Regions from separate parts of the Homo sapiens genome. Here regions 1 and 3 are each linked to region 2. The links are chromatin loops, found by intact Hi-C in ENCODE. Cell type or tissue: CD14-positive monocyte. All regions are shown on one strand. Links, peaks and the distances in the headings refer to the core of each region. The heading gives the core; the rest is flanking DNA.

What was found. A loop is a pair of places that touch in the nucleus more often than their neighbours do. Peaks named below come from ENCODE experiments on the same cell type or tissue, not always from the same donor. Only the 100,000 strongest peaks of a DNase experiment are listed, where the experiment ranks them.
Region 1: it touches region 2 in a loop (2.5-fold over the local background); 2 of 110 quality-filtered maps call a loop at or near these places.
Region 3: a loop joins it to region 2, with 1.9 times the contacts of the local background. A loop is called at or near these places in 2 of 110 quality-filtered maps.

The regions. Positions count from the first base shown.
Region 1 is chr18:76,523,198-76,533,418 of GRCh38, reverse strand. LINC00908 (long intergenic non-protein coding RNA 908) reads right to left here and starts at 4,764. Exons shown (of 3, transcript NR_015417.1): 1 at 4,456-4,764; 2 at 2,955-3,035. RefSeq lists enhancers at 3,103-3,742, 4,166-4,245, 3,743-4,381, 4,382-5,022. In CD14-positive monocyte, for the core only: no CTCF peak of the experiment used is centred there; DNase peaks (open chromatin) are centred at 4,248, 4,598 and 7,918; H3K4me3 peaks cover 1,962 bases; H3K27ac peaks cover 1,547 bases.
Region 2 is chr18:76,584,633-76,594,853 of GRCh38, reverse strand. No RefSeq gene overlaps it. Among named protein-coding and RNA genes, the nearest start is that of LINC00683, 30 kb to the left of the region's middle. In CD14-positive monocyte, for the core only: no CTCF peak of the experiment used is centred there; DNase peaks (open chromatin) are centred at 5,333 and 5,763; H3K4me3 peaks cover 1,453 bases; H3K27ac peaks cover 1,438 bases.
Region 3 is chr18:76,541,394-76,551,614 of GRCh38, reverse strand. The region is part of intron 2 of LINC00908 (long intergenic non-protein coding RNA 908); the gene reads right to left. Among named protein-coding and RNA genes, the nearest start is that of LINC00908, 18 kb to the right of the region's middle. In CD14-positive monocyte, for the core only: no CTCF peak of the experiment used is centred there; DNase peaks (open chromatin) are centred at 5,504 and 5,834; H3K4me3 peaks cover 3,485 bases; H3K27ac peaks cover 5,517 bases.

The DNA of each region.
Region 1 (10,221 bases), core at 825-8,824, 62 kb after region 2:
CTGCCTCAGCCTCCTGAGTAGCTAGAACTACGGGCACCTACCACCATGCCTGGCTAATTTTTTTTAATATTTTTAGTAAAGACGAGGTTTCACCATGTTAGCCAAGATTCTCAATCTCCTGACCTCATGATCCACCCGCCTCAGCCTCCTAAAGTGGTGGGATTACAGGCGTGAGCCACTGCGCCCGGCCCCTTGCTAAGTTTTTAGGGAGCAAATGACCTCTGGGCAACTACAAAGTTCCACTATCAGAGCAGTATAATATTCTTTAAAGAACACCAACGAATACACGGGCATGCTTTCGGTAACTGCAACTCTCTGCCCAGTTCACAGCTAAATACGCTGACATGGCAGGATGCAATGATTTTCCCACATCACATATCAAGTTATTAGATCAGTTTCCGACTCTTTTCAAAGTGCTTTCTCATATGTCTTTCAACCAAATCTATTTATTGAGTCTTTATATAGCACTTATTTTGTATCATGCTCTATTCCACATGCTTTAAAAATATTGACTCACTTAAGCCTCAAACAGCCTATGAAGTAGGTCCTGCCACTCTCCCTATTTGCAGATGAGAAAATTGTGGCCTGGCCACTGGTCCTGTAGTTGGGAAGCAGTAGAGGCAGTGTTCAAACACAGTCAGCCTGCCCAGAGCCCGTGGTTGCAACAACTGCGCGGTGCCGCCTCCGACAAACCGTGAGCATCCACTTCCCAAGCTTTGTTCTTTCGTCTTGTGTGGAAAAGGTTTTATTTTAATAAACTGTATACATCAGGCTTTGAAAAGCAATGTCCCTCAAACCATAAAAGGATGAAACGTGGATGACAGTTGTAAGCCTCTCCATTCCCCTTTCCCCTCGGCCCTGCTAAAGGCCTGCCATCTGTGGGCCCACCTGCCCAGAATCCACCTGGCCAAGACTCACCTGTCTAAAACTCTCCTTCCCAGAATCCAGCTGCCCAGGACCCACCTGCCCAAGACCCACCTGTCTAACACTCACCTGCCCAGAACTCCCCTGCCCAGGACACACCTGCCCGGAATCTACCTGCCCAGAATCTACCTTCCCAGAATCCACCTGCCTAAGATTCATCTGCCCTGAACTCATCTGCCCAGGACCCACCCACCCAGGACCCACATGCCCAGGACCCCACCTGTCCAAAACTTACCTGCCCAGAATCTACCTGCCCAGGACCCACTCACCCAGGACTCACCTGACCAGGACCACACCTGTCCAAAACTTACCTGCCCAGAATCCACCTGCCCATGACCCACCCGCCCAGGACCCACCTGCCCAGTACCCACCCACCCAGGACCCACCCACCCAGGACCCACCTGCCCAGGACCCCATCTGTCCAAAACTTACCTGCCCAGAATCCACCTGCCCATGACCCAGCTGCCCAGGACCCACCTGTCCAGAATCTAGCTTCCCTGAACCCATCTTCTCAGAATCTGCCTGGCCAGAATCCACCTGCCCAGAATCCACCCCTCCTGCCCAGAAGAACCCACCTACCCAGGATGTACCTGCCTAAGACCCACTCCACCTGCCCAAGACCCAGTTGCCCAAGACCTACTCCACCTACCCAGGACCCATCTGCTTAGGACCCAAATGCCCAGGCCCTCACCCACAGACAGCCAGGTGCGGCCGCACCTGAGTCCTTTCCTCATCAAATGCCTTCTGATGTCCACCTCCTTGAGGCTAAGTCTTGGAGCTGCCATTTGCTGCTTTAGTGAGTTTGGGTGAGTTACACTGGCGGGCAGAACCCTCCAAGCAGTGTGAAAGAGCCAGCACTCCCAGCGGACTCACCCACACCAAATCTGGAAGAGCAGCCATGTCTTGTGGCCTTCCAGGAACACCAACTGCAGCCCAAAGTCATCCCTAGACAACTCCCAAGCCAGGTACAAGTGACACCCAAGGCACGCTGCCTGGCCACAGAAGCAGGTCTTTTGCCTATTACCCCCCCTTTTTTTTTTTGAGATGGAGTCTCGCTCTGTCGCCCAGGCTGGAGTGCAGTGGCGCAATCTCGGCTCACTGCAAGCTCCGCTTCCCAGGTTCATGCCATTCTCCTGCCTCAGCCTCCCGAGTAGCTGGGACTACAGGCGCCCGCCACCACGCCCGGCTAATTTTTTGTATTTTTAGTAGAGACGGGGTTTCACCATGTTAGCCAGGATAGTCTCGATCTCCTGACCTCGTGATCCGCCCGCCTCGGCTTCCCAAAGTGCTGGGATTACAGGCTTGAGCCACCGCGCCTGGCCTACCCTTAACTGTTTTGAAGTCAGTGATGTCCCCAAACGGGCAGGTCTTTTGCCTTTTACCCTTAACCGTTTTGAAGTCAGTGATGTCCCCAAAGGGGATTATTGCTTCCCCAGGGAATCACAGTCTAGTGGCAGAGCCTTTCAAACCCACAACAGCTGTCATGCCTGAGACAGCTCAAGCAAGCCTGAGGGACATGGGAAGAGAGCATCCCAGGCCCATTCTGATCCATGGGAATCTAAGAAGGCCTCCTGGGGGTGGCGAGATTTGAATGTATCCTGGAGAGCAGGTAGGCATTTGTGGTAGACACTGTAGTGGGCCACCCAGAGTCCCCCTCAACCAAGCGCTGTCCCGCCAGCTGCAGAAAGTGTCAACTATTGACAACCTCTATCTGGGGACTCTCCAGGAACTGCCCTTCTTGAAGGGCACCTCACCCAAACACAGGTACCCTCCCTGGACACAGCCTGTCCCCAGCGAGTGGCCAGCGCATGGGTGCAACGCCTGGCCTCCTGCCTCAGGGGGAGTGACTCTCAGGGCTCTCAAATTCAGAGCCCTCCATGGGGTTGGCCGAGGCCTCTGTTGCAACTGTTCCTCAGTTCACCTTCCTCTTCTGCCCACCCTGGGTCCTGCCATTCTTCAGGTGTGGCTCCTGAGAGCACCGGCCTGTGAGACCCTGCGGAGAAATCACCGCCAACCGTGTGAGCACTCACCGCAGGGAAACAGCCTTCCACCACCTCCGCCTCCTGCTCTTGACCAAGCCCGCTAGGAGCACTAGGCCTCAGCCTCCTCATCTGTAAGACAGGGGCCAAAATGGTCTTAATTCTCAGAGTGTCATAAGCATGAAATGAGAGCGTGCACAGAAAGCCCTTACTTAGGCTTGGTGTGTAGTGAACGCCCAATAGAAGTGCTTGGTGTGCAGTGAATGCACAATAGAAGAAGTGATATGTGGCCGGGCGCGGTGGCTCACGCCTGTAATCCCAACACTTTGGGAGGCCGAGGTGGGCGGATCACGAGGTCAGGAGATCGAGACTATCCTGGGTAACGCGGTGAAACCCCGTCTCTACTAAAAATACAAAAAATTACCCAGGCGTAGTGGCGGACGCCTGTAGTCCCAGCTACTTGGGAGGTTGAGGCAGGAGAATGGCGTGAACCCGGGAGGCGGAGCTTGCAGTGAGCCGAGATCGCGCCACTGCACTCCAGCCTGGGCGACAGAGCGAGACTCCGTCCCCCCAAAAAAAGAAGTAGCGGTATGTATGATGTTGTTCGTCACAGAAAGCATGGAAAATACAGAAAGACACAGAGAAGAGAGTAAATTCACCCATGGGTCTACTGCCGGGTTAACAGGCACTACCAAGATTTCAGGTGGTGGGGGCGCACGCGCATGCGCACCAACACACGGGCCCTAGAAAAATAAACTCGGGATCCTAAGCGTGTACGCTGCGGTGCCCACACACGCGTCTGCCGTTCTCACCCCGTTTTCTGCTTTAATTTTCTGCTTAAATTGGTCATTTTCTGTGAAATGCACATTCCACTTCTGGGTAGTGTGCACCGCCCATCTCCCCCACGGAGTGCAGGAAGGTGGCAGCGGGGCTGTGTTCCAGGCCAAGGCCACACAGCCCGGGGGGCCGCACGCGGGGGCAGCCTTGGTACACGAGGCCTTTCATTTGTTGGTTTTACAGCTGGAAGAATTCGGATATACTTATTGACCGAGAGAAGAGTCCAAAACTCAGGAGTGGAAAATAACGAAGAATGAAGAAAGGAAACAGGAAGAGGTTGACCTGATTGATGGAAAGGAGCTCCTCTTTCTCCAAAACCAGAAGGAAAAGGAAGATTTAGAGAGCAGAGGAGGGTAAGTTTCCCCCGGATAATATGGGTTCAGTTGCATAATACGGCCAGGATGTTATCTGCAAAGAAGCTGTGGGGAGGAGAAGGCAGAGCAAGGAGCGCAGGGCTGAGACTGTGGGAGATGCAGCCGGAAATGACAAAACAGAAACAAAACGTGACCAAGGCCATTTGGGGTCCAGCTGAAGTTCAGCGGCTTAGATGCGTAGTAAGTCCCATGAGCACTGTTGCACGACTTGCCCACAGCTGTTCACATATGGACTTTGCAGCTCACATTGACTCTGGCCAGGGCGGGAGAGCCGGGGAGCCAGGCAGGTGCGTGGGAAGGGAGAGAAGAAAGGGAAGACGCGGTGCCCATTCCATATTTACCTTAGTAGTCATCCAGACGCACTTCCCTCTCCAATCCCCAAACAAGAAGAGGCAGAAACTGTCTACCAGTTAGACGGGAGGTGTCAGCGCCCCTGGAGGCTGTGGCCATTGCCAGGGAGACCCCACTCTGCACAGCTCACAAACACACCGTGTGTGTGCAGGGTCCTCACCCGCCCTGGGCAGGAAATGGGGGAGTTCTACGTCCACTTTGTCACGCAGACAATGGAGGGGACCGCAGAAGGGGCTTCCCCAAGGACACAGAGCCAGTGGCCGCCTCACTGTGTGCCCCTCAGTGGGCGTTTCCACACTGCCTGGCAACTTTGAGAACAGCCGCTTTCGCTGGGTCTCCAGTGAAACTTGAAACCATTTGCATCTGCAAGTACTTTACTTATTCCATTTCAAAGGCATGCACATTTTTAAAGGGACACTGTTTTTAGCTCCTGCGTCACTGACTCATCCCGCATAATTTGACTTTATGGGACAGGGTCCCCTAAGGAGTGTCCTTGCCTTGACAGTCCTGTCTTGAAAGCTGTGAAGACCAAGTGGTGCCATATATATTGTTTTAAAATTATGGACTACCTAGAAAAGAGGTGAAATAGTAAAAAAAAGCAAAACTTTTAATATTCAATGACAAACACAGACAGAAAATAGGGAAAAATTAAATGTTAATGTGTTGGGATGATTGGATTTTGAATAAATTTTATTTATTGAATTGATATGAAGTTTATGGAACAGGGATAAACAGTTTGTTTCATATGATTATATATTTAGGTATTCGTTGACATACATATATACGTATACATATACACGTATGTATTGCCGTGTGTACATATAGACACATAGCATGTATGTATAAAACATATACATATGTGCCAAATTACAAAACGAGAAGTCGTGTTGCTCATCCTGCTCTATTATAAGAAACCTCAAGCAACAGTAGGTACTGGAAAATGCCAAGTCTGCATGATCCCGGCAAGGGCAGATCCTGCCACTGGAGTTCTGGAATGCATCTCTCCCCACTTGGCAAAGATGCAGGGTGCAGAGGGGGTGTCAGCAGAGGGGCTGGGTGCAGAGGGGTTGCAGACTTACCACAGGAGGACTTTATCAAGAGATGTGGGTTTTCTGGGCATCCAGGACACCCACAATGGGGTGACAGAATTGTCTGTGGAGTGGAGTCCTAGTATTGAACTTGGCAGCTGCTACCGGATGCTCTTCTGGCACCTATGTTTTCAGAAAAACAGGAGCTGGCCAAGAGTATTTGCCAGATTTCTCCCTGGATTGGACTGATTTCTGCACTCAGCCCAGGTTTGTTTTTTTTTTTTTTTGGTGTGTGCCCCCGCGCCCGGCTAATTTTTGTATTTTTAGTAGAGACGGGGTTTCACCTTGTCAGCCAGGCTGGTCTCGAACTCCTGACCTCAGGTGATCCGCCTGCCTTGGTCTCCCAAAGTGCTGGGATTACAGGCGTGAGCCATGGCACCCGGCCTCAAACCAGCCTCAATCTGAAGGACGTGCATACTCTCCACAGGTCCCACAGGTCTTTCTAGGGTCCTTGCCCCTTACGTGCACTTCCTCTCTGAAGAGGTCCTTCCTCCACCATGTTGTCCCAGCCTGAAATTGTCCCTCATTATGGAGACTTGAGTGGTGTCTCCCACTGACTCCTCTCTCAAGGGGTGAGGGTTTGCTTGACCAGACACCAGCAGTGGGGCACACCCCTTCCAGTTCACCCTGATGAGCTCCTTATGCCACCACAGGGTCAAAATCAGGTTTAATAGCAGCAGCATTCGCAGTAGCCACAAAATGGAAACAACTCAAGCACCCCTCCAAGAGGGGGAATGGATAAGTAAAGTGTGCTGTATCCCCACGATGGAATATTATTCACTCATGAGAAGGAGTGAAACACTGGCACATGCCACAACGTGGATGAACCTTAAAAGCCTTATGCTGAGTGGAGGACGTCAGGCACAAAATACCACAGATTGTTATGAGCCCAGTTGTATGAAATGTCCAGAAGAGGCAAATCCATAGAGACAGAAAGCAGATCCGAGGTCGCCAGGGTCTGAAGGAGTCGGGGATGGGGAATGATTGCTAATGGGTCCAAGGGGGCTTTCCTTTCTGCATGAGGACAGTGTTTTGAAACTGGAGGTGATGGTGGCATAACACCGTGACTACACTAAATGCCACTGAGTTGTACACTTTTGATTTTAGGCTATGTGAGTTTTACTTCAGTTAAAAAAATAGATTGAAGGCTCAGAGAGATTTAGGGGTGGGAGGGTAAGGATTTAGGATTCAAAAGAACTTGACTAAGGAGCTGAGAATCTTAAATATATTTCCAGTGTCATTGGGTTACTGGCTGACCTCTGTGTGCTACCTTGGTACCCTACCCCAATCGACGCTTTGTTCTATGAGAAAAAGCATTCTGAGCTTCAAGTAACTGAAGTAACTGATTTATAAACAAACCGTTGGAATATAATCTTTTTCTTTTTAATTGTTGGGGACTATCTGTAATTTAGTCTCTAAAATATAGTTAATCTTTGGCTCTTGCTCTGAATTAATCAATAAAAAAGACATCATAGTGGTAATCTTTGGGGGAAGTGAAATTCAATTTAATCCATTTTTTCTATTTGTTAGCTCCTCCGGTAATTGGTTTGATGGGGAAGAAGTTTGAAGTTATTGGTTAAATAGAGGTTTTTGGATTATCTGTGAATTTCAATTATCCATGCTTCACCTGGCCCCAATTAGCACTAATAATCGAGTTAACTGAATAGAAGTCATTTCCCATCATATCAGTTTTGCTATAGGCTTATTAGTTGTTTCACTAATGGGCCCCCCAAAAGACAAAGCCTCTTTCTCCATCAGGCACTCACACCCCCATACCACAATTTGTCAAACTAGTGCTGTATTGTTAACGGTATGAAACAAATGCTCTTAATAACAAAACATGTAGCTGAGGAGTGAAACCAGAAATGTCTAAAGTGCATTTATAGTCAGAAGGTATTACAAGACATTTCTAAAGTCTTGTTAGAAATTTTAATCAACGTTTTCAAGTGATTTGTATTTTCAATTTCAATTGAGGTTGTCACTGTCTTAATTTATCCTGATTTAAATTAAGACAGCTTTTAAAAGTGCCTGTTAATTTTAGCAATCTACCCATTTTCAGATGTGTTATTTATGTTTACCAATCACAATCTACATGCCTTTTAAGGTTTCAGTTTCTCTTCTTGGACACATTTGTATTTATATTAAACATAATAAATATCTCCCATTCCAAGAGCCCAGTTTTGACCTTCTTTGATCTCTGAGTCCCAGCATCCCTTAACTTGACATATAAATTAGCCCAGCCCCTCCCGGGAGGCTGGGACCTGAGGGTAGTGTTTCCTCCACTCCCTCGCCCCCTTTTGAATCTCCAGCATCATGTTTTTCCATTGCCATGGAGATGCAGCTATGTACACAGAGTGCAACAAACCCAGCGAATGGGAAAAGTCCCGGCTGAGATAGAATTACTAACTAAACAAATGCTATTGGTAACAGGGTGCCAGGGAGGGATACCCAAGTTCTCCTTTTCTCCCCACAATCAGATTACAGGTAAAAGTGCAAACAGCGAGATGAAAGCTGACACAGTGGTTCTTTTAAAGACACAGCGGACATATTACTCTCAGGAAAACACGGCGTTGGGTGCAGAACAGATCGTCACGAGAGCTGTGCAGATGTGGGAGGTTTAGTGCGCCTTTTGTAAAAATATTGCTGTCCTAAACCCCAGATCACGGTCTTATGGCTAAATAAAGAAAATAGAGCAAACAACTGAGAGCCCAACAGCAGCAAGGACTCGGTGAAAAGCCCCGGCGTCCCCTCTGATAGCACTCTCCATATTGTCCTGTGTGGGGCGAATAATAATTGGTCCCTCACTGGCACTGGCACACAGCTACTCGCTGGGGCAGTTTCACTCAAGAATTAATAAATTAATTAATACATCGTTCTTTTTATGGTTTCTAAAATAAGAAAATTGCCTATCCAACCCTCTGAGTACCCGATAAATAGGCTTCTACGTTTTGCTTTTGTAGGTATCATTTATGTCTTTTATTTTTCTTTTTAATGATATATTTGTTCTTGGTTAAAGAACCACAGATAAATTAGAAAACACAACTATTTGATGAAGAAGTAAATGGAAATTTTCATTTAAAGAAAGTCAGTGATTTTTTTTCTTAGATAGGCAATTTACAAACATTTTCTAAATGCAAAAATCATATGGAAACATATAAAGCATTCATTATTTTGTGACTTTGGTAAATATAAACTGGTCATGGTCCAATGTGTGAACTATGACGTTAATTGTGAAATTGTATCTATCTTCCTTGCCTACTTTTTGTGACATACCTCAGTCACTTTTCTTGCAAAACATAATTGAATTCAGCCGTGTGTGTGTGGATTTCTCTGCTTCTGTCAACTTTTCAATTCTACTTGATTTAAGGTTTGAAAACCCCAAAGCTGTCTCGAACAACCTCCCAGCAAGAGCATGCTGGTGGAATAGTTTCAGGTGCCTTTTATCAGGCTTTTCAGTTAGTTTAAAAAATAATATTAATTTGCCAGTTAGTCTCGACAATCTCTGAATGTTTTTGATAGTTATTCAATAGAGTTATAAGTAGTGGAGTTTTTTTGTTTAAATAGCATTTTTTCTCATTCCTGAAGATTGTTTTCTACCCCCATTTTCCACTTAACTTTAAATGAAAAGTTTAAAGTGTTTTTAACTTCTCTTAGAAGTTGTTTCCAGGTAACAAAAATCAGTTAAGAAAATGCTAAAGTCAACTTAATTTTCCTTTTCTAATTTTAACATATTTAGTTCATTCTTTAGAGCAAATGTTTCCTTCTCAGTATGAAGACTTTGTGGGTTTGTCCTGATCAAGATCCTCAACCCAGATTTCAAACCTGGGTATTGTCGGAAAGAAATGGCCTTTTAAAAATATTAACCTCCCCAAGCATTTTGGGGCTTTTGATAGTGCAAAGTTGGCACCCCTGGAGATGTATTTAGAAAAGAAACTTCAATAGAAACTGCTCTGCATGGCCGTGATGAGATACCATAATGTTAGGGCAGGTGGGCATCAGCTGGAGCTTTGGGGGGAAGTCAGATGTGAAAGAGATTGCTGAAGTTACCAATATTTGCCAAATAGTCCTCTACGCAACATTGCACAATTTAAACACCTGTTTTTTAGCAACCTGGTAGACTAGGTAAATCCTATCACTACTTTAGTTTTCTTATATAAGATATGTACTATAGAAAATAAGAATACCACCAGCCTGACCAATATGCTCAAACCCGTCTCTATTAAACATACAAAAATTGGGGGCCCGGGCATGGTGGCTCACGCCTGTAATCCCAGCACTTTGGGAGGCTGAGGTGGGTGGATCACAAGGTCGGGAGATCAAGCCCATCCTAGCTAACATGGTGAAACCTCGTCTTTACTAAAAATACCAAAAATTAGCTGGGCGTGGTGGTGGGCACCTGTAGTCCCAGCTACTTGGGAGGCTGAGGCAGAAGAATGGCATGAATCCGGGAGGCGGAGCTTGCAGTGAGCCGAGATTGTGCCACTGCACTCCAGCCTGGGGGACAGAGCTAGACACCGTCTCCAAAAAAAAAAAAAAAAAAAAAATTAGCGGGGCATGGTGGCGTGCGGCCTGTAGTCCCAGCTGCTCAGGAGGCTGAGACAGGAGAATTGCTGGAACCAGGGAGGTGGAGCTTGCAGTGAGCTGAGATCGCGCCACTGCACTCCAGCA
Region 2 (10,221 bases), core at 674-8,673:
GAGGGTTCTCCACATCTTCACCGCATGTGTTATCGCCTGTCTTTTGGAGCCTGTCTTTTGGATAAAAACCGAAAAAAACTCAAGCTTTCTATGACGTGGTCCTGTCTATAACAGCAAGGACTTGGGAGTCAGCTGCCTGGGTTTTATTCTGGCTCCACTCTCTACAACAGGGGTGTTCAAACTTTTGGCTTCCCTGGGCCACATTGGAAGAAGAAGAATTGTCTTGGACCACGTGTAAAATACACTAACACTAACGATAGCTGATGAGCTAAAAAAAAAGAAAATCACAAAAAAACCATAATGTTTTAAGAAAGTTTACAAATTTGTGCTGGGCTGCATTCAAAGCCCTCCCGGGCCACAAATGGCCTGCAGCCCATGGGCTGGACAAGTTTGCCCTACAAGCTTTATGACTGTGGGCAAATCCGTAGCCCTTCTGTGCCTCAGTTTCCTCATCTCTCAGCAGTGAGGATTAAACATCGCAATATATTTATATAAACACACAGAAGAGTTTCTGGCTTGTAGCAAATATCACGTTAAGTGTTCGCAAGTTTTAGTAAAAACAATAAACGATTTAACAATGTTAATTATTTTCTTCATTAAATGCATCCCATAAAAACACCTGCTTCAATAATTGCTTCTTGCTATTTCTTCACTAAAAGGAGAAACATATTAAAAGACAAGATCAAGTTGAGAAGTACGAACAGACAAGATTTCATCAAGCAGGACACCTCTTTTCTAAAGAAATTATCTTCTCTAAAGCAGAAATCCCTTGCATAAGGGCCCTGGCACTGGGAAGTTTTGGAGGGAAGATGGCAGGAGTGTGGTCTGTGGTCAGGAAAGAGGAAATGCACTAAGAATAAGTCTCTGTTTTTTGAAAAGCCAAGTCTTGGCAAAAATGCACAGGTGGGGCCAGTTGCAGTGGCTCACACCTGTAATCCTAGCACTTTGGGAGGCCGAGGTGGGTGGATCATGAGGTCAGGAGTTTGGGACCAGCCTGTCCAATATGGTGAAACCCTGTCTCTACCAAAAAAAAAAAAAAATACAAAAATTAACCAGGCATGGTGGCACGCTTATGTAGTCCCAGCTACTCAGGAGGCTGAGGTAGGAGAATCGCTTGAATTCGGGAGGCGGAGGTTGCGTGACCTGAGATCATGCCACTGCACTCCAGCCTGGGCAACAGAGTGAGACTCCGTCTCAAAAAAAAAAAAAAATGCACAGGTAGGGTTTTGGATCTGATAATATCTTTCCCACATTTTGCTCCCAAACAGGCTGCATCTTTCTTTTGTGTTTATTTCACCATCTTGATGGGAAAGAATATTTTCATTCCTGGGGCAGAGATCAAATTTTAAAAATGATCACGAACTATTTCACTGCCCTTTAAATCATTAAATCAGGGGATGGAGCGCCCAAGCATTTTAATTTGGCCGCCGTTATGTTCTGGAGCTACCAAGTCAGACACGGAGGTGCATGCAGACTCTTTCTCTCTATGATCGTTATTTCTGTTTGGTCAGCCGGATTTCAAAGCTCAGCATTACTGGTCTGTGTGTTCTAGGTGGCCTGTGCTGCTCGTGAGCAATAGCGGTTCTGAAGCAATTGCTTTCTGTTTCCTTGATTCCCAGTGAGAAAGCCTTCTCTCTCTTTGATGGAAAGTATCTGGCTCTGGAATCTGAAGATCCTAGCTCCCACTGTCGTGGTGGTTTCTTCTTATCCTTGGCCGGGATTTTAACACAGGGCCCAGGGCAGCCAGGCTGTAATCCCCCAGGGTTACCTCCAGAGACGCATGGAGTCATTTTTGTCTTGCAATACATTTCCTGTTTACCTAAGTGGCTTTGCAGGGGAGACGGCGAACCTCTGTGGGAAAATCGTAGTAATACCTGTCTTTTGTGTTGCCTGGCTATGCTCCTTGCAGGCTTCATTTAGTTAATCTTCAAAACATCTAGGAGAATAAACGACCCTTTCCATTTTATAGACAAAGAGATAAACACATACAGAAAAGCACAGGGAAGCATCATCACTGGTGGACATCTTTAGTGAGCACCTGATAACATTCCCAGCAAGATTTAAAACGGGACCTTTAACTTCTACCGCTTTCCAGCCAAGACATTTCATTGCACACAGTGGGTGAATCAAACTAAAATGAAGAATACATTCAAGGTTCCCGTCTCCCTTGCAAAGGAGTCACGTGGACTTTGGGGAACGGAGGGATTCACTGCAGCGGCCATCGTAGGGGAGACCCCATTGTAAGAGGGCATGGGGGGCAAGGGGCAGAGGAAACGGCCCAGAGGGGGCTGGGGGGTGGCTGGTTTGCTTGCATTTGTGTCAGCCTGGGAGGCGGGGAGGGGGTGTCTCCGTAAAATGAGATACTCTGGTGGCTTATCTTTCTGCACTGAGAGTGGGATTGTTTCAGAGATTAGGTTGATGGGCTAGAAGCCCCTGAACTTCTGGGAAAGCGTCCCTGCCACGATGGCAGCTGACACCCCAGAGTTTATCTATGATGGAGTCTTAGCACTGACGCAAACGCTTAATGAAGCTAACTAAGGGCAGGAGATCCAGGGCACTGGCCCAGCTGAGGAAACAGGGGATGAGGGGGATGAGGGGGATGAGGGGGAGCTCATTCCAACCCAAGGAGTGGCCTCCAGCACAGCCCAAGACAGCAGTGACGGCAGAACCCAGCACCTGCGACCAAAAGCATTTCCCTAGGACACATTTGCACTTTCATGGAATGAGGGGTCTGATTCCAGTTCTCTGTGTTCTCAAAATCCTAAATTCTATGAGTCTTGTCTGGGAAAAGCACATGAGAATGTCAGGTGCTCAGACAGGAGCCAACAGGTGGTTTCACCTGATGGCCTCTGAGGCTGTTTGTAGGGACAGCACCACCGATCCCTTGACAACTACTGAACAGGGAGGCGAAAAGAGACACTCTGTTCAGAAGGCTAGTCCAACAGAAGGGTGCAGAGTGGTTAGAAGAGAAACGGAGGCAGACACAGTGGCCCTCAGAGCAGTCAGTAGGAAGAAGTATAACACCGTGAGACAGGCAGTTGGGTGGGCCTGAAACAAAGGTGGTAGATGCCAGGAATATGAACAGCCAGCTGGCTGGGAATGTCACAAGAGGGGCCCAGACCCAAGCTTGCTACAGTTGTAAATCTGAGACACTGAGACGTAGGGTGATGTTTGCAGCTGAGAATTTAATGGAGAAGTGGTTTAAAAATAGGCAATACTGTAGTTTTTCACTGTGATTCCACTACTGATGTTTTGCTGGGGGGAGGTAGAGAAGAGCCTCTACCTTCCAGTGACGTGGAAGGACTGAAGCTCCTCAGAAATCAGAAACATCTGTTACCAGCATTTCCTGGGCACAATAGCAGAGGGTATACTGAATATTTTCTTTAAATGGAGGTAAAATTCACCTATCGTAAAATTAACCATTTTAGCTGGGCATGGTGGCTCATGCCTCTAATCCCAAAGCTTCGGGAGGCTAAGGCAGGAGGATTGCTTCAGCTGAGGAGTTTCAGGCTAGCTTGGGCAACATAGCAAGACCCTATCTCTTAAAAGAAATTAACCATTTTAGAGTGAACAATTCAGTGGTATTTAGTACATTCTCGATGCTGTATGGCACCATCACTATCTATTTCTAGAACTTTTTCATCACCCCATAAAAGCACCTGACATCAATGAAACAGTCACTCCCCAATCATCCTCAATCTGCTTTGTGTCTCTGGACTTGCCTATTCTGGATATATCATGTAAATTGAATCGTGCAACATGTGGTCTTTGGGGACCAGCTTATTTCACTGGGCAGGATGTTTTCAAGGTTCATCCAAGTTGTAGCACGTGTCAGAACTTCATTCCTTTTTTATGGCTGAGTAATATTCCAACGTGTGAATTGAACCCATTTTGTTTATCCGTTCACCCATTGATGGACATGTGGGCTGTTTCTACCTTTTGGCTGCATTGATTAGTGCTGCTATGAGCCTTTGTATAATACGTTGAGTGTTTCATGAGTATCATTTCTTGTTTTCAGAAGCTCTTTGGGCAGCCCTATTTTCCTCATGAGGAGATTTGGCGACCACCTGCAGTTCTGAAGCCGGTCAAACCTGGAACGAGAATTTGACCCAGACACCTGTGCTCTGAGCCACCTTCTGCCGGCTACTGGATTTGCTCAAGTCTAAAGCTGTGAAATAATAAGGTTTTTCAACCCCACAATATGGAAATGTTTTATTTGCAGGGATTCTCATGTGGGTTGGGACCTCAGCTGTACTCTGAACTCCCTTCTGCAGGACGTGGCTTCTTTCTTTCCTTCTTTTTCTCTGGACAGGGACATGGCTGCTGGCCCCTGCATTTAAGTTGAGTCCCCCCAGATGGACCTCCTGTGGGACAGATGCGTCTCCTGAAGGTCTTGACCAGGAGACCATGACTTCCACCTGCCTGAGATTAAATTGAGGTCCAAATTTGAAAAAAACAAACGGGAAAAACCAAGGATGTGCTATTGGAACGATCTGGATTTGGAGGTCAACAAAGAGAAGCGTGTGCTGCTGGAGGAGAGGTTCTCCGGAAGCCGCCCCCTCACCTGGGCTGCCCCGGGCCCTAGGACCGACCGTGCATGCAGAGCTGAGGACCTCAAGGCAGAAGCAGGAGCAAAAGGGCTCAGGGCTTGAAGGTTCCTCACTACATCTCACTGCTCATGACTTCAGCGTTTTTCATTGACTGGATTATTCGGAGCGATTCCTTCTTTAGCAGACAGACGTTCTGCAGAGACTGCATGTAGGATCCCTGCTTTTCCGAGCAATGGTGGAGGAGGAGTCGCCGTCTAGGTGTAATAAAGCGACCAGAAGCGCAGCTATTTTAAGCCTCGTTGTTGTGAGTCTTCATAAGCGGCTCAACAGATTTCTTTCAATAGCTTTAGAAAGGCATTAATATGCTTGAAGAACAAACGCAAGAAATTCAGAATGGGGACACATATACTGGTAAAATATCTTCTAGGCACTAATCCTAGGGCGCAATTTCCCTGCTGCAATATGCAAGCTAATGCATCAGCTAAAAGGACTTTTTTATTTTACCAGAGCTTGAACTTTCCTTAACTCAAATGGGTAGTGACTATGCGTGTAACTGTTCACATTCCTTTTTCTTTCTCCCTAAAATAGTCCCTTCTAATGCTGAACCCTTAAAAGAGCATTTTTAGAATCAATTTATTATTTGCCTTTAAAAATGGATCTGTCAGGCTACAATGAAATCATCTCAAATTTAGTCCACACTGAGTTCTTTTTTTTTCTGTGAACTTAAAACATGTACAGTCATACAATTGAGCACATAATTGCTGTTCTCTTACTTTGTTCTCTAATTGCTGTGTGTGTGTGTGTGTGTGAGAGAGAGAGACTTCCTTCCCCATCACCCAATCTAAACTATAATATTCTATGCTTTCTGAGAGACTAAAACCTGTAGCTTATAGTTTCTCGTATTTTCCTGTTCTTCACATAAACACCCTAGCAGGATGCTGACTTCAGGTTAAGATATACATTTTGATTATTAAGTAGTTACAAACAAGTTTAGCTTCAGGGTTTGAAAAAAGCATGGTGAGCTTCAGGGACAGATCATAGAGGACTCTGTGTTTTCCTTATTCCATGAAGGATGGGAGGGAGGCAGAAACAGAGAAAAAGCACACGTCTGACAAAATTGGTGATTTCAGAAAAGATAGCCCCGCTCCGTTTGTAGTTTCAAGCAATTGTTATGGCTTTCACAGAGTTCACTCAGCCAATCAATCACGTGCCTTTGGGTCATTGAGAAAGGTTGAACGCATAAAAACTCAGAGGCTCGAATCATTTTTTAAGAAGAACAAGGAAATCGTTTCAAATCCTGTCGCCGGTTCTGCCCACATTCACTCAATGATCTGCTGTCTCGGTGTTGGGATTTTGCTCTCGCGTCTTGGAGAGTAAGCCGTTAGATCCAGGAAAGGAAGGTGGGAGGGTTGGCCTCGTTAATGTCCCTGAAGTAGGGTGCCAATCCCCGGCTGACCGGAAGCTGCACAGATTTGCAAACGTAGCATTTCTGTTGCCTTATTGTTATTTTCTCAGACCAACCAGGTTTTATTTAAATCATCACAGCAGCACCGCCCCTTGAAGATGGTGCCTCTGCTACTTCCGTAGAGACTGTTTTCAAGCTGGAGAATTCTTCCTAGAGTTGAGCCTTCTCTGCCCACAGCTTTCTAATCTCACTGCTTCTAGGGACCGCGCCTTATCTTGATGGGCAGGGCTTTGTGTGTGCAAATGCCTCTGAGGAAGAAGTGGACGTCCTTTAAGTAATCCAAAGTGTACCCCAACAGGGTTCTATTTTGATCCCTATCTGGATAGCCCTGTCGTGATGGGCGACGGATTTATTCACAGAAGTTCCATTAGCCCTCCAAAGCCTCCCTGCACAAGAGAGGAGCACACACACCTGAAACTTGCAAAGCCTCACAGAACTGGTTTGAAAGTTCGGCTGGCTTTTAAAATTAGCAAGTTTAATATTTTGGCACAACTTTACAGATAAAACATTTTACTTAAATTTGGGAGGTATTTTTGGTTTGGGGTCTCGGGCTTGCCTTTGTTTTGTTTTGACAATTCCCTAAAAGCAGCCTGACCTTTTGAGGGCAATGAACCAGTTCTGATTTTTTTGAGAGCTTCTTCTTGGACAGGGAAATGTATTAGTAATGGTACTATTCATTATTCATTAGTTTTCTGCATGCACACAGAGCTGTACTGAACAGAATTAAAATAAAAAAAAACAATAAAAGCATCTATTTCAGCCTCTAAAATGACAGTTGTCTCTTCACTGTGCAGCCTGTATGTTGCATCAGTGCACACCACAAATGAGATGTAATGAGCCAGTTTAAACTGCTGTGGACGCAGACAATCATGATGGGATTTTTTTTTTCTTTTGGAACAAACATAGGTAGCTCGCCTGGGAATGAAAACACCCCTATGGACCCCTATCACTTAAAGTAGATATAAGACAAGTTGTGTAAAAGCCGCTTTAGGATTTGTGAGGATTAATTTTATGTGTCAACTTGGCTAGGCTATTGTGCCAAACTTTTTGGTCAAATACCAGCCTAGATGTCACCGTGAAGGTGTTTTTTAGGTGCAATGAGCATTGAATTCAGTGGACTTGGAGTAAAGCGCATTGTTCTCGGTCGTGCGGGTGGGCCTCGTCCCATCAGTTGAAGGCCCTACCAGGAAAGACTAAAGGCCCTCAGAGATGAGATCCCCTAGGGCCCTTAGAGATGGGATCCCCACAATTGCAACTTAGAAACCCTACCTGAGTGTCTGGCCCGCTGCCCTGTGGAGTCTCGACTCAAGATGGCTGCATTGACGCCTCCCTAACTGGGGCTGCTGGCCTGTCCTACAGACTGCAGACCCACCAGGCCCCACAAATGGGTGCATCAATGCCTTGCATCAGTCGCCCTCTTTCCCTGCCCCATATATGCACGTGTCCCATATACGCACATGTCCAATATACGCATGTGTCCTACATACGCACGTGTCCGATATACACACATGTCCCATATACGCACGTGGCCCATATATGCATGTGCCCCATATATGCACTTGTCCAATATACGCACATGTCCCATATACGCACGTGTCCTACATACGCACGTGTCCTACATCTGCACGTGTCACATATACGCACGTGTCCCATATACGCACGTGGCCCATATATGCACGTGGCCCATATATGCACGTGGCCCATATATGCACTTGTCCAATATACGCACATGTCCCATATACGCATGTGTCCTACGTATGCACGTGTCCTACATCTGCACGTGTCCAGTATAAGCACGTGTCCAATATATGCACGTGTCCCATATACGCATGTGTGCCATATATGCACATGTCCCATATATGCACATGTCCCATATACACACGTGGCCCATATACACACGTGCCCCATATATGCACTTGTCCAATATACGCACTTGTCCAATATACGCACGTGCCCCATATACGCACATATCCCATATATGCACATGTCCTATGGGTTCGGTTTCTCAGGAGAAGCCTGACTGATACGAATGTCACATGCTTAGAGCCTCTTAGTTGACAGTATTTATGTTAAAACAATTCTTTTTCTTTCTGAGTAGCTTAAGAGGAAAAAAATATAAAATTATAATATAAAAATATAAAAATAAAAATATAAAATATATCTTGACAGTTACAACAAAACACTTCATATTGCCCAGTGTTTGTAAGATGGGTGTCTGTGTACCATTTTAAGAAAAACAATTTGTAAAATAAAATATTTAGGGAAACCAGAAGTAACTCAATATTTTAAACAACAACAAAAGAAATTCGCTTAAACCCGTGTGTAGATTCAGACATGGAAGTGGTCAAATAGGAACAGTTAACTTGTATAAAGAAATCCCCTCAGAAAAACAAAACTGTACAGTTCAGTAAAGAAACAAAACACTGTATCCGTTTGCTAAAAGTGATGGTAAAACTTACAACTTCACTGAAAAACATTTGTTTTGTGAACAAGTGGTATTTGTTAATCAGCCTCAGTCCACATCATAACTATGTTGTTACCAGAAAGGGGCCGGGCGCGGTGGCTCAAGCCTATATTCCCAGCACTTTGGGAAGCCGAGGTGGGCAGAACACTCGAGGCCAGGAGTTCAAGACCAGCCCTGGCCAACATGATGAAACCCCATCTCTACTAAAAATACAAAAATTAGCCGAGCATGGTGATACACGCCTGTAATCCCAGCTACATGGGAGGCTGAGGTAGGAGAATCACTTGAACCCCGGAGGCAGAGGTTGCAGTGAGCTGAGATCGCGCCACTGCGCTCCAGCCTGGGCGACAGAGCAAGACTCTGTCGAAAGAAAGAAAAGAAAAGAAGAAAAGAAGGAAAAGAAAAGAAAAAGAAAGGAGGGAGGCAGGGAAGGGAAGGAAGGGAGAAAGAAGAAAGAAGGAAAGAAAGAAAAAGAAAGAAAGAGAGAGAGAAAGAAGGGAGGAAGGGAAAGAAGAGAGAGAGAGAGAGAGAGAGAGAGAGAGAGAGAGAGAGAGAGAGAGAAAGAAAGAAAGAAAGAAAGAAAGAAGGGAGGAAGGGAAAGAAGAGAGAGAGAGAAAGAAAGAAAGAAAGAAAGAAAGAAGGGAGGAAGGGAAAGAAGAGAGAGAGAGAGAAAGAAAGAAAGAAGGGAGGAAGGGAAAGAAGAGAGAGAGAGAGAGAAAGAAAGAAAGAAAGAAAGAAAGAAAGAAAGAAAGAAGGGAGGAAGGGAAAGAAGAGAGAGAGAGAGAGAAAGAAAGAAAGAAAGAAAGAAAGAAAGAAGGGAGGAAGGGAAAGAAGAGAGAGAGAGAGAAAGAAAGAAAGAAAGAAAGAAGGGAGGAAGGGAAAGAAGAGAGAGAGAGAGAAAGAAAGAAAGAAAGAAGGGAGGAAGGGAAAGAAGAGAGAGAAAGAAAGAAAGAAAGAAAGAAAGAAAGAAAGAAAGAAAGAAGGGAGGAAGGGAAAGAAGAGAGAGAGAGAAAGAAAGAAAGAAAGAAAGAAAGAAAGAAAGAAAGAAAGAAAGAAAGAACAAACCAGAAAAGAAGGCGGGCTTTGGAGCCCACGCAGGAGCAGAGAGGATGCTGGCCATCTCAGCCGCCCTGCCTCGGAGCTTGGGGGGCAAAGCAGGCCATCTCACGGCACATTCAAATCAAAATAAGCATGACTGACGCTGATAGCCTTCGAGGCTAGATATAACCTTCCCCAAGAAGCCTGTCTATGGTGGGACAAGAAAAGCCTTTGCCCCGATTGTCTGGAGCTCAGACACCAACCAGGGAAACGCCTGCTCCTGGCGAAGCGACAGCGTGAGGGCTCCCATTGCAGAAACGAAGTGATTCCTTGTGACATCATAAAATGCACCTCCACTTTCCACACAATTAATTAACATCAAGTCCGTTTCTGAGACTTCTCAGGTTGGACTTTAGAAGCAGAAATTTCTGTATAAGCCGACAGGGGAAAAAGTAAGATAATACTTTTTATTTATATGGTGTGTAAAGTTCACAAAGCCCTGTTCCCAACTCATTCTTATTTTGATTCTCACAATAATCTCAGGTAATAGGAAAAGCAGGCGTTTGTATCATCTTTGACGAGCAGAAAAAATGAGGTTCTGAGAGCTTGAACAGACTTGGGCAAGTGGGGACAGCCCTTCTTGGCAGAGCTGGGGGTGGGTCCCAGGTCTCCTGATTCCTAATCCAGTGCTTTTTTGGTAACAT
Region 3 (10,221 bases), core at 753-8,752, 43 kb after region 2:
CTTAATTTGTTTATTAGTTCTAATTGTGTTTCCATGGTCTGCCAAACTTTTAAGAAATAGTTGTCTTCTCCTGTAGAATTTTTATTAGAATATATAAACAATAAAAAATTGCCTAGCTATTTTATATGAAGCTAGTGTCATCTTGATTTCAAAATAAGATAAAGGCAATGTAAAAACAGAAAGTACAGTTTCAAAAATCCTACATATAGAGTAATATTAATCAAGAGATTACAATATTATATTTTAAAAAGAATAAATCATTACCAAGAAGGGCTATTCCAGGAGTGCAAAGATGGATGAATATCAGAAAAGTAATCAATGCCTTTCTCCAATTAACTGATTGTAACAAAAAAATTAGATGATCTTCTCAAAAAGTCAACAATGCAAGAAAAGTTATTTAAGAAGGCCAATGCTCATTTATGACTTAAAAATGAAAGACATCTCAGCAACCTAGATCATAGAAGAAATTTACTTAGCAAAGTTTCAGATAAAAAATCTGAAGCATTTAAACATAAACAAACAACTTTAGCTTTGTTCTCTTTAAGTTGAGGTCCCCTATCCCCCCCCTATGTAGACATGATTGTGGGTATATAAGAATACTTTCTGGCATAATATAAGAATATAAGAATACCCACTATCATGTCTACATTTTAATGTAGTCATAGCAGCCTTGGTCAATACTATAATGAAAGAAAATAAAAATAAATGTTAGTGGGAGGAAAGTAATAAGACCTAATTGCACTTGTATGACTGGCCATCTAAAAATCAAGTATATTAGATATCGGTACAAGGTAGAAGCTTTAATTATGTTGTGAAATATAAAATAAAATAGTATTTCTCTATACTTGCCATGTACAACTAAAAATGAAAAGTTTAAAAGTAAAATTAATAATGAGAATGACAATTCTCGAGGAAGAGTGCATCCTTGAAGCTAGATCTTGGCTTCTAAATACCATTCTTCGATTAAAGGAACAGGGAAAGGGCTGATTCCAGGGCTGGTTCCAGGGCTGGGTAGGTGGAGCCCAAGAGGGGCTGGAACAGGTCGTAGTGCCAGAAAGTAGGGAAGTGCTCGGAGAATAACGATGGCACATCAAAGGATGCCAGAGCCCTCTCACATGGCCAAACCTGGAACAATTTCAGAAACTGCTATTTAATAAATAATGGCAGTAATGGATTATTTCCCATCCAATAACATTAATATCCATGCCTTCCTACCAACATAAAATATAATTGAATACATAATGGAGGAGAATCCACAGCTCTTCCTTATAGTAGTGTCACAATTAATGAATACGGAGGACATGATAGCTGCCTCAAGACCCCATTTTGCAAACACTACTTTAATAATTGTTGCAGGCAAGAAATCATCAACCAGTGCTAAATTAGTGGGCAAAATATGATGAGATACTGGATATTTATTTAAACACAAACTCTCTCTCCAGAGAAAATAGGCATCAATTTAAAAGAAACATGGCAGACGTCACCCTAACCAACTGATCAAACTAGATGAGAGTTGTCAAAATTATGTTCTCCTTAAATGATGCCCAGAGCAGGACATAGAATCACATATATGTAGGCCTCCCAGATTTGCCAAAGGAAAAATAGGGAAAGCCCAGTTACATCTGAATTTCAGATGAACAGTGAATACATTTTTGGTATGAGTATGTCTCATGTGATACCTGGGCATTCACTATTTTACTGGTCAAGCATAGTTATGCGGTAATCTTGTCAAGAATGTACAACCTGAATTCAATCATGAAGAAACATCAGAAAAACTCCCAAAGGGAGACATCCTACAAAATAACAGGCCAGCCATTGTTTCTTCAGTTAGTATATCCGTCCATGGTGTTAAGCTCATGAAAGGCACAGAAACACCGAGAAACCATCCCAGATGCAGAAGCCATGATCACTAAGGGCAATGTGTGGTCCTGGATCGGGTCTGGGACCAGAAGAAGGTGTGAAGGGGACAGCTGGTGAAACGTGAACACTGCCTGCGGATTCGTGAAGAGCGTCGCATCAGCGCTGATGCCCTGATTTTGATCCCTAAGCTGCATTTAAGCCGGTGACATTTGGGGAAGCTGGGTGAAGGGCATATGAGAAACTTTTTTGTTCTACTTTTGCACTTTTTTTGTTGTTGTTGTTGAGACGGAGTCTCGCTCTGTCGCCCAGGCTGGAGTGCAGTGGCGCGATCTCGGCTCGCTGCAAGCTCCGCCTCCCGGGTTCACGCCATTCTCCTGCCTCAGCCTCCCAAGTATCTGGGACTACAGGCGCCCGCCACCGCGCCCGGCTAATTTTTTGTATTTTTAGTAGAGACGGGGTTTCACCGTGTTAGCCAGGATGGTCTCGATCTCCTGACCTTGTGATCCACCCGCCTCGGCTTCCCAAAGTGCTGAGATTACAGGCCTGAGCCACTGCGCCCAGCCTTTTGCAACTTTTTAGTAAGGTTGGAAGTTATTTCAAAATGCAAAGTTAAAAAGTAAAAAAAGACTAAAGAGGTAAATGATCCGAACAAATCCCATCTTGCATGGGACAACTTAGTTTTCTCAATGGCTTCAATTGTCCTCAAATTAGTCTACAAATTCAGTGCAATATCAATCAACCTTCAAGTCGGATTCACTTAAGGAACTTATGAAAAAAATCAATGTTCATGAAACAGTAAGTCAACCCTAAAGAAACGTCATGAGGGGGTTTTCTCTGCCAAATATTACGTAAAATCCCAAATCAAATCCCAAATCAGTCTTGGATTGTGATTGTGATTGCTACAAGAACCAAAGGTCAAATGGGATAGGACAGAAGGCTCAGGGATGGCTTGAGGTTTTCCCACTGCCCGAGGAAGCCTCCTTTATGTAGGATACGTGATCCTGGACCGGCCCGGGTCTGTTTCTGAGTGGGCAGTTGGTGGCTCCACCCTGACGCACCACCAGCCATCCGAGGTATGTGAAGCACACACTCACCCCATGACCAAAGGCGTGTTTCAGAGCAGTGCATTTCAGAGCACGCATTTCCACAGAGGCCTCCACAAGGCTGTTCATGGAGCGAGGGTATTTACCCGAGTGCCTTTGGTAGTAGGGAGTTAGAAGCACCCTGCGTGTCCACTCTGGAAGGACAGAGCGGTCATTTTGGAAAGGATCAGTACCGGGGCACTCCTAGCAAGCGACAAGTCATATGTGTACACGTTCAGAAGGGGTGGACCCCAAGGGCACAATCCGGAGTGAATGAACAGGAAGCAAAATAAAATGTGCAACACAATACCATTTACACTGATAAAAAACACTCCAACACAAAACCATACACTTTTCCAGAAAACACAGGAACAAAAAGGCACTCAGGAGCACGGCTGCCGGTGTCAGAAGGGGATGGCGGTAAAGGGAAACCAGGAAATGTGTTCATCTGGGAGGAGACCCTGCACAGCCCACCGATGACATCATTCCGACCCGACCCCTGCCTGAGGACAAAGACCCGCTAACGTGACCCTCTGTTCAGGGAGAGTGGAGAGACACAAACCGTCCGGCCATACCACTGATAGTACAGGTTTTGTGACTTCAGACCTTGCATCTTTCTGGGAAGCCTCAGCACATGCGCACACAGGATTCTCTCAAATCTAAGGATGAACTGCATTCCAGTAAAACTTTAAGTAAAGGTGCCCTTGGCCAGGCGCGTTGGCTCACGCGTGCAATCTCAGCACTTTGGGAGGCCGAGGCAGGTGGATCACCTGAGGTCGGGAGTTCAAGACCAGCCTGATCAACATGGAGAAACCCCGTCTCTACTATAAAAAAAAAAAATTAGCCAGGCTTGGTGGTGCATCCCTGTAATCCCAGCTACTCGGCAGGCCGAGGCAGGAGAATTGCTTGAATCCGGAAGGCGGAGATTGCGGTGAGCCGAGATTGCACCATTGCACTCCAGCCTGGGCAACAAGAGAGAAATTCCATCTCAAAAAAAACAAAAAAAGAAGAAGAAGAAAATAAAAGATGCCCTTTCATGTCTAAGAAACTCCCAGTCTGGGGTTCTACCTGTCTTTTGAGAAACCTCGCGGGCTTTGCTCTCTTAGTTACCACATTAAGCTGCAGCTGGAGTGGTACGGAGGCAGGCCAGAGCTTCACAGCTGGCCTCGCTCACACACACACTCACGGTTTTACCCTTTGTACACACATGTTGGATCATTTCTTCCGTATACTGGCTTGATATACATTTACAATTTCTACCACGCTGTCTCGCTCTGCCTGATTACGGGATATTAGTGAAGTTTTCGTTCACCAGCTATTGAAATCTCAAGTGTATAATTAATAGGAGTTGTAAAGGTTTAAATCGATTTCTATCAGTATCTATTAGAGGATGAGCTGTATTAGATAATGCATCGCAGATTTCCCAGGCAAATGAGAGGGACTTTGCTCTCTGAGAAATGTCATTCTGAAGAGAGGTCGGAAGAGTGGAGAGTAAACAGCTTGAGAGAGCTGCAAGGATGCATTTCCTAGCCCAGAGGATGGTTACGTCTTTGAGTGAATGACTGAAGGAGACTGTGAGGTCCATTCTTGGAAGAGCCTTGAAGACAGGGGAGTGGAAGAAATAAACAGAGAGACAACCCCGATGCAGACTCCGCTTTCAGATGCTCTTCTCTCTCGGAGCAGCATTAGGTAAAAACGGCTCAAGAAATGCAATGGTATGGATGAACGCAGTGAAATTACATTACAATTATTTTTAATCATTTAAATTCCCTTCTTGTCTCATGCTTTTTATGTTAACATCATGTAGAATTTTGCTGAGGTGTGTTTTCCTAAGGTTTAGAATTCTGGTCAGTCTTTATATGTCAAGATTAATTGCATCGTTATGGGAAGCATACTTGAGACTCAAGTGCAGGGAGACAGAATGAAATAAAATTCTATACCATCCTGTCTCCTGATTTGTGCAGCAGCCTCGTAATTATTTCCAGTAAACCTTTTCCTCCCTACCCTTCTTCCCCTGGTTCATTGTTCGTAATAATGATAGCGTGGAAAACCCCAAACGAAGCTCACCAAAAAAGGAAAAAAAATACAGAAGAATCAAATTCACCCTCAGAGCTCTAAAAGAAAGAAAGAAACAAACAAAACAGAGCAATGCAACATCCTGGGACAACTCTTCCTGCCTCCTCACATAAGGTAGCCCCACCTCGACCCTTCCTGTCTCTCTCCCAAAATCCAATTATTTGTGACAATTAAGAGAACAAATGCAGAGGCATACACTTCCTTACTGCTTGCTCCTTGACTTCCGGCAAGGAAAAGCCAACGTATTAGAAGAGATGAGCATGAAGAAAGTAAGGAGGGGGCATTCTAATCGTTTCCATCTGGAAGATGTTCTTGAAACAGGGATCTGTGTCCCTGGTTCTTGCACATTTTAAAACAGAAGAAAACATGCCTCTTTCTGCCCATGCAATGTGATAATAGAAAGCAAACAAAGCGAGAAATCCATTCTATTTTCGCAAGCAGTTTACGGAATGGGGAAACCCATGACCCTCTGCCTCCTTTTTTTTTTTTTTTTTTTTTTGTGAATACGATTAAGACTGCTGGGAGATTTGGCTGGTCTTCCCTGCTCTGAAATGACAGGTTGTGGTCTTGGACTGCAGGCAGGTCACACCTTCAGAGCAGCTCCTAGTCCCGAACTGACTGCGCCCCTGTGAGGGCCACACCGATTTCCATAATGAGACGTGACAAGCAGTGCTACTTTAATCCTGCCTTTGAGGTGGGAATAGAATACAAAGCAAAACACACTCTGATTTCCTCACCAGGCCATGGGAAGTGGCTACACGATTTCAGCTTAACCTAGTTCGTTTTATCATGTGCCGCAAAAGATGCAATTTGTGGGAAATAACAATGTTAGAAAAACCTACGGATGTGAGGTTGCAAAATGGAAACGGAGCATGTGTGAGTTGTGTGCCTTCTGCGGAAAACAGGCCTATGCGTTGGAAAGGAGTGTTGGGCTGTTGGACTTGTGTGGGGCATGTTGCGCTGTGGATGTGCCTTGGTTGAGCTGCCCCCAAAGCAGTTTGCAGTGGCTCAGGTCTTCCAACACAGGGGCTGGGACACAGCTTGCCCTGCAGGAAAACATGGCACATTATCCCTTGTTTCCAGATACGGGTCTCTTTTTAACTTGTGGGTTGTCATAGCACCGTTTATTTCTTTCTTAAAACAGTTTTCTTGAATCACATTTAACTATTCAAAAACATTGCCCTGATACTGATCATTTCCTTAAACATTTAAATAGCCCAACTCACAGAGACTCCCCCTACACACACTTGCACCCGTGTGCACACACACAGATACACATGCATGCACACCCCCACCACGCACCACATGCACTCCCCCCCCCCACACACACACTTTCCTGCATGCACATGCATGCGCGCACACGAGCCCCCATCAGAGCCATGGTCTGATCAGCAATTGATGCTGAAGAAAGAACCCAAGAGAGGAAGCTACTGGCCCAGCGTCATCCTATTGACTCTTGAGAGAGTCAGGGTTGGTTTGCAAAACCATGCTTTCCACATTTTGCTGTTTTTCAACATTTATTGAGTGTTCTGTAGATCAGGCACTGTTAGGCAGCTTATGGGTAATTTCTTTAAGAAGAATAAGTAGAAAGGCAAATGCACACACACAAAGGAATCCCCCTGACCTTGGGGGTGGTGGGCGTCTTAGGTCCCAGCTCACCTATTAGAGGCCCCGGGGCAGCCTTCCTGGAAAAGCTGGGAGGAGTTTGTTGGAGCCCCCTTCCCCTCTAAGTTCCTTGCTTCTTCTCTCCGAAGGTCTTTTCCTGACACTTAGCCCACCCAGCCCTGAAACCCCCCTGCCTCTTCTGCACCAGCCCAGACCCACAGGGCCCTCCAGGCCTGCTCTCAGGGAGCCCCCAGGAGGGAAGTGAGCTGATTAACCAATTCACACTCAGCTGCTAATGGGTGGTAATGACTTCAGAGGTTTGCCCTACTCTACCCCTGCAGGGTGCTACATTTCAAAAGCCATGCCAGCCAGGAAGAAGCCTTTCATCCAACCAGATGAATGATTAATAACGTCATTCCACAAATTGGTGGCAGATGATGCCACTCAAATCATATTACATAAGTCCACCCTGCCTATTCATCAAACAAAGTCCTAGTCGGAGCACATACACATTCATTCATCCATTCACTCATTCCACAGTTTCAATGAATGTCTCCTATGTAATAGGAACAGGGGACCCAAAGAGAAAAAAATACACTCTGCCTGCCCAAAGGAGGCTCCCAGCCAAAGAAATGAAACAGAGCTATATACTCAAAACATAGGCCAAATGCTCTAACACATAAAGAGAGCCGTGGGTGCCTTGAGGAGGTAGCAGGTAACGAAGGGACTGATTTTCCACTTCTATGTGTCTCTGTCATGACCACAGCCCTGACGCCACCTGAAATTCTGCACGGAGGCCAGGCACGGTGACTCACGCCTATAATCCCAGCACTTTGGGAGGCCCAGGAGGGTGGATCACCTGAAGTCAGGAGTTCGAGACCAGCCTGGCCAACATGGTGAAACCCTGTCTCCACTAAAAATACAAAATTTAGCCAGGTGCTGAGGCAGGTGCCTGTAATCCCAGCTACCTGGGAGGCTGAGACAGGAATTTCTTGAATCCGGGAAGTGGAGGTTGCAGTCAGCCAAAATTGCACCACTAAACTCCAGCCTGGGCGACAAGAGTGAGACTCCGCCTCAAAAAAAAAAAAAAAATCTGCACATCATGAAGCCAAATCCTCCAAGCCTGACTCCAGCATAACTTCTGTTATTTAACCCTCCGGTTTGGGGCCAATCACCCACCCAGTTTAACTCGCCTTGGAGGGTTTCTCCAACTCTGGGAGGACAGTGAACTCACCAAGGTAACCAACCTCAAGGCACATTAGAGGTCAGCTTAACAGAGCCTGGTGTCCACTGTGCAGAGGATAGCTGTCCCCAAAAGCCAGCACACAAATCAGTCCAAGGGGACAGCCCAGCAGTTTGGATTTTGCCTGGGAGTGATGGGTTGCTGACAATTTGGGATTCCCCCTACAAACGTAAGAATGAGATCAACATGTTCAGATTTCAATTCAACGAACAGCCCTTCCTAAGCTCCGAGTAGCACACGCTCACTGTCTCTCCTACACATGTCCTTCTGGCACCTCCTCACCAGCAGGAACATGACCGTGATCAGTCCATGTCCAACAGATGGACAGTGCACATTATGCAGAAGACCAGGATACATCTTTTCTTCTTTTTTTTGGGGGGATGGAGTCTCGCTCTGTTGCCTAGGCTGGAGTGCAATGGCGCAGTCTAGGCTCACTGCAACCTCCGCCTCCCAGGTTCAAGCGATTCTCCTGCCTCAGCCTCCCGAGTAGCTGAGACTACAGGCATGTGCCACCATACCTGCTAATTTTTGTATTTTCAGTAGAGACAGGGTTTCACCATGTTGGCCAGGCTGGTCTCAAACCCCTGACCTTGTGATCCGGCCACCTTGGCATCCCAAAGTGCTGGGATTATAGGCGTGAGCCCGCACCTGGCCACATCTTTTTTTCCTCACATTTTTGGTGGTGGGGTGAATGGGGCTAAGTTGCTTCAGGGACTTGGGAGGCAGAGTCCTGGGAAGGTACTTGAAGACCATCCATGAAAGAGTTGGTCCAAATCGCTTGTCATATATATGCCCTGAAGTGTAAAGAGGTGAGCAAAAGCATTAAGTACATGTTTAATATTTCAACAGCTAATATTTTCATTTAGGTCTTATTTACGCTATAGTAGAACTGTGATTTCTTAGAATCTTTTTATATGCAAATCTGACAGAACACTAGGGCTCTTGTACAATCAGGCTATTTCATATGCATGTTGTATAGCGTGGCTGTATAGAATGGGGGGGAAAGTACTGAATTAGAAATCAGGAAATATGAGTTCTGGTCCTGTATGTGTGATTAACCTCTTTGAGACTCAATTTCCATATCTTAAAAACAATGTTAGATTAATGATCTCTTAGGTGCTTCTCAGCTCTAACATGCAATGACATGGAGCATAATTTGACTATTTAAAATTAGTGTAGGCATCAATAATTATTGCAGCTTTGTTTTTATGACATACTGTTTCAATCATGAACATATCATTTATTTGATATCAATTTTTTTAAGGAATGCAATCTCCAACTAAAACTTTTTTTGAGAAAAATATCCAGACAAACCACATGAAATTGCTTATATTTGACCATTTTTGACTGAACAAGTGGTAATTTTATGTGGTTCAACCTAATAGTATCTTTTTTTTTTTGGAGACAGTCTCACTCTGTCACCCAGGCTGGAGTGCAGTGGTGCAATCTCGGCTCACTGCAGGCTCCGCCTCCCGGGTTCATGTCATTCTCCTGCCTCAGCCTCCCAAGTAGCTGGGACTACAGGCACCCGCCACCAAGCCTGGCTAATTTTTTGTATTTTTAGTACAGATGGGGTTTCACCGTGTTAGCCAGGATGGTTTCGATCTCCTGACCTCGTGATCCGCCCGCCTCGGCCTCCCAAAGTGCTGGGATTACAGGCAACCTAATAGTATTTTTTAAAAAGACCTACTTTAAGGCAAGATTTCCAGACATATGGGTGATTTTCTTTTTTTTTTTTTTTGAGAAGGAGTCTCGCTCTGTCGCCCAGGCTGGAGTGCAGTGGCACGATCTCGGCTCACTGCAAGCTCCGCCTCCCAGGTTCATGCCATTCTCCTGCCTCTGCCTCCTGAGTAGCTGGGACTACAGGCACCCGCCACCACGCCTGGCTAAGTTTTGTGTTTTTTGTAGAGACGGGGTTTCACCGTGTTAGCCAGGATGGTCTCCATCTCTTGACCTTGTAATCCGCCCGCCTCGGCCTCCCAAAGTGCTAGGATTACAGGCGTGAGCCACTGCGCCTGGCCGACATATGGTGATTTTTTAAAAATTATGTGAAAATCTGCAGTGAACACAGAGAAAAAGGATGTGTTATAAAATCTATTCACTGTAATTTTCCACACATTTTATATCTTAAAAATGAATAAAGTTTTCTCTGCTCATATTCTCTTCCTATTAAATAAAACCTTACCACCATTTACAAAGTTCTTCATAGTTTAAAGCAGCTCTTACGTGCTGTTATTTTATAACGTCCTTAAGAAGTGGGTAACAGCATCATTCCAATGTCACAAAGAGGAAACTGAGGCTGAAGAAGTTAAGTCATCTGCTCAAGACATCAGAATGGGGTCTGGACTCCAGCCA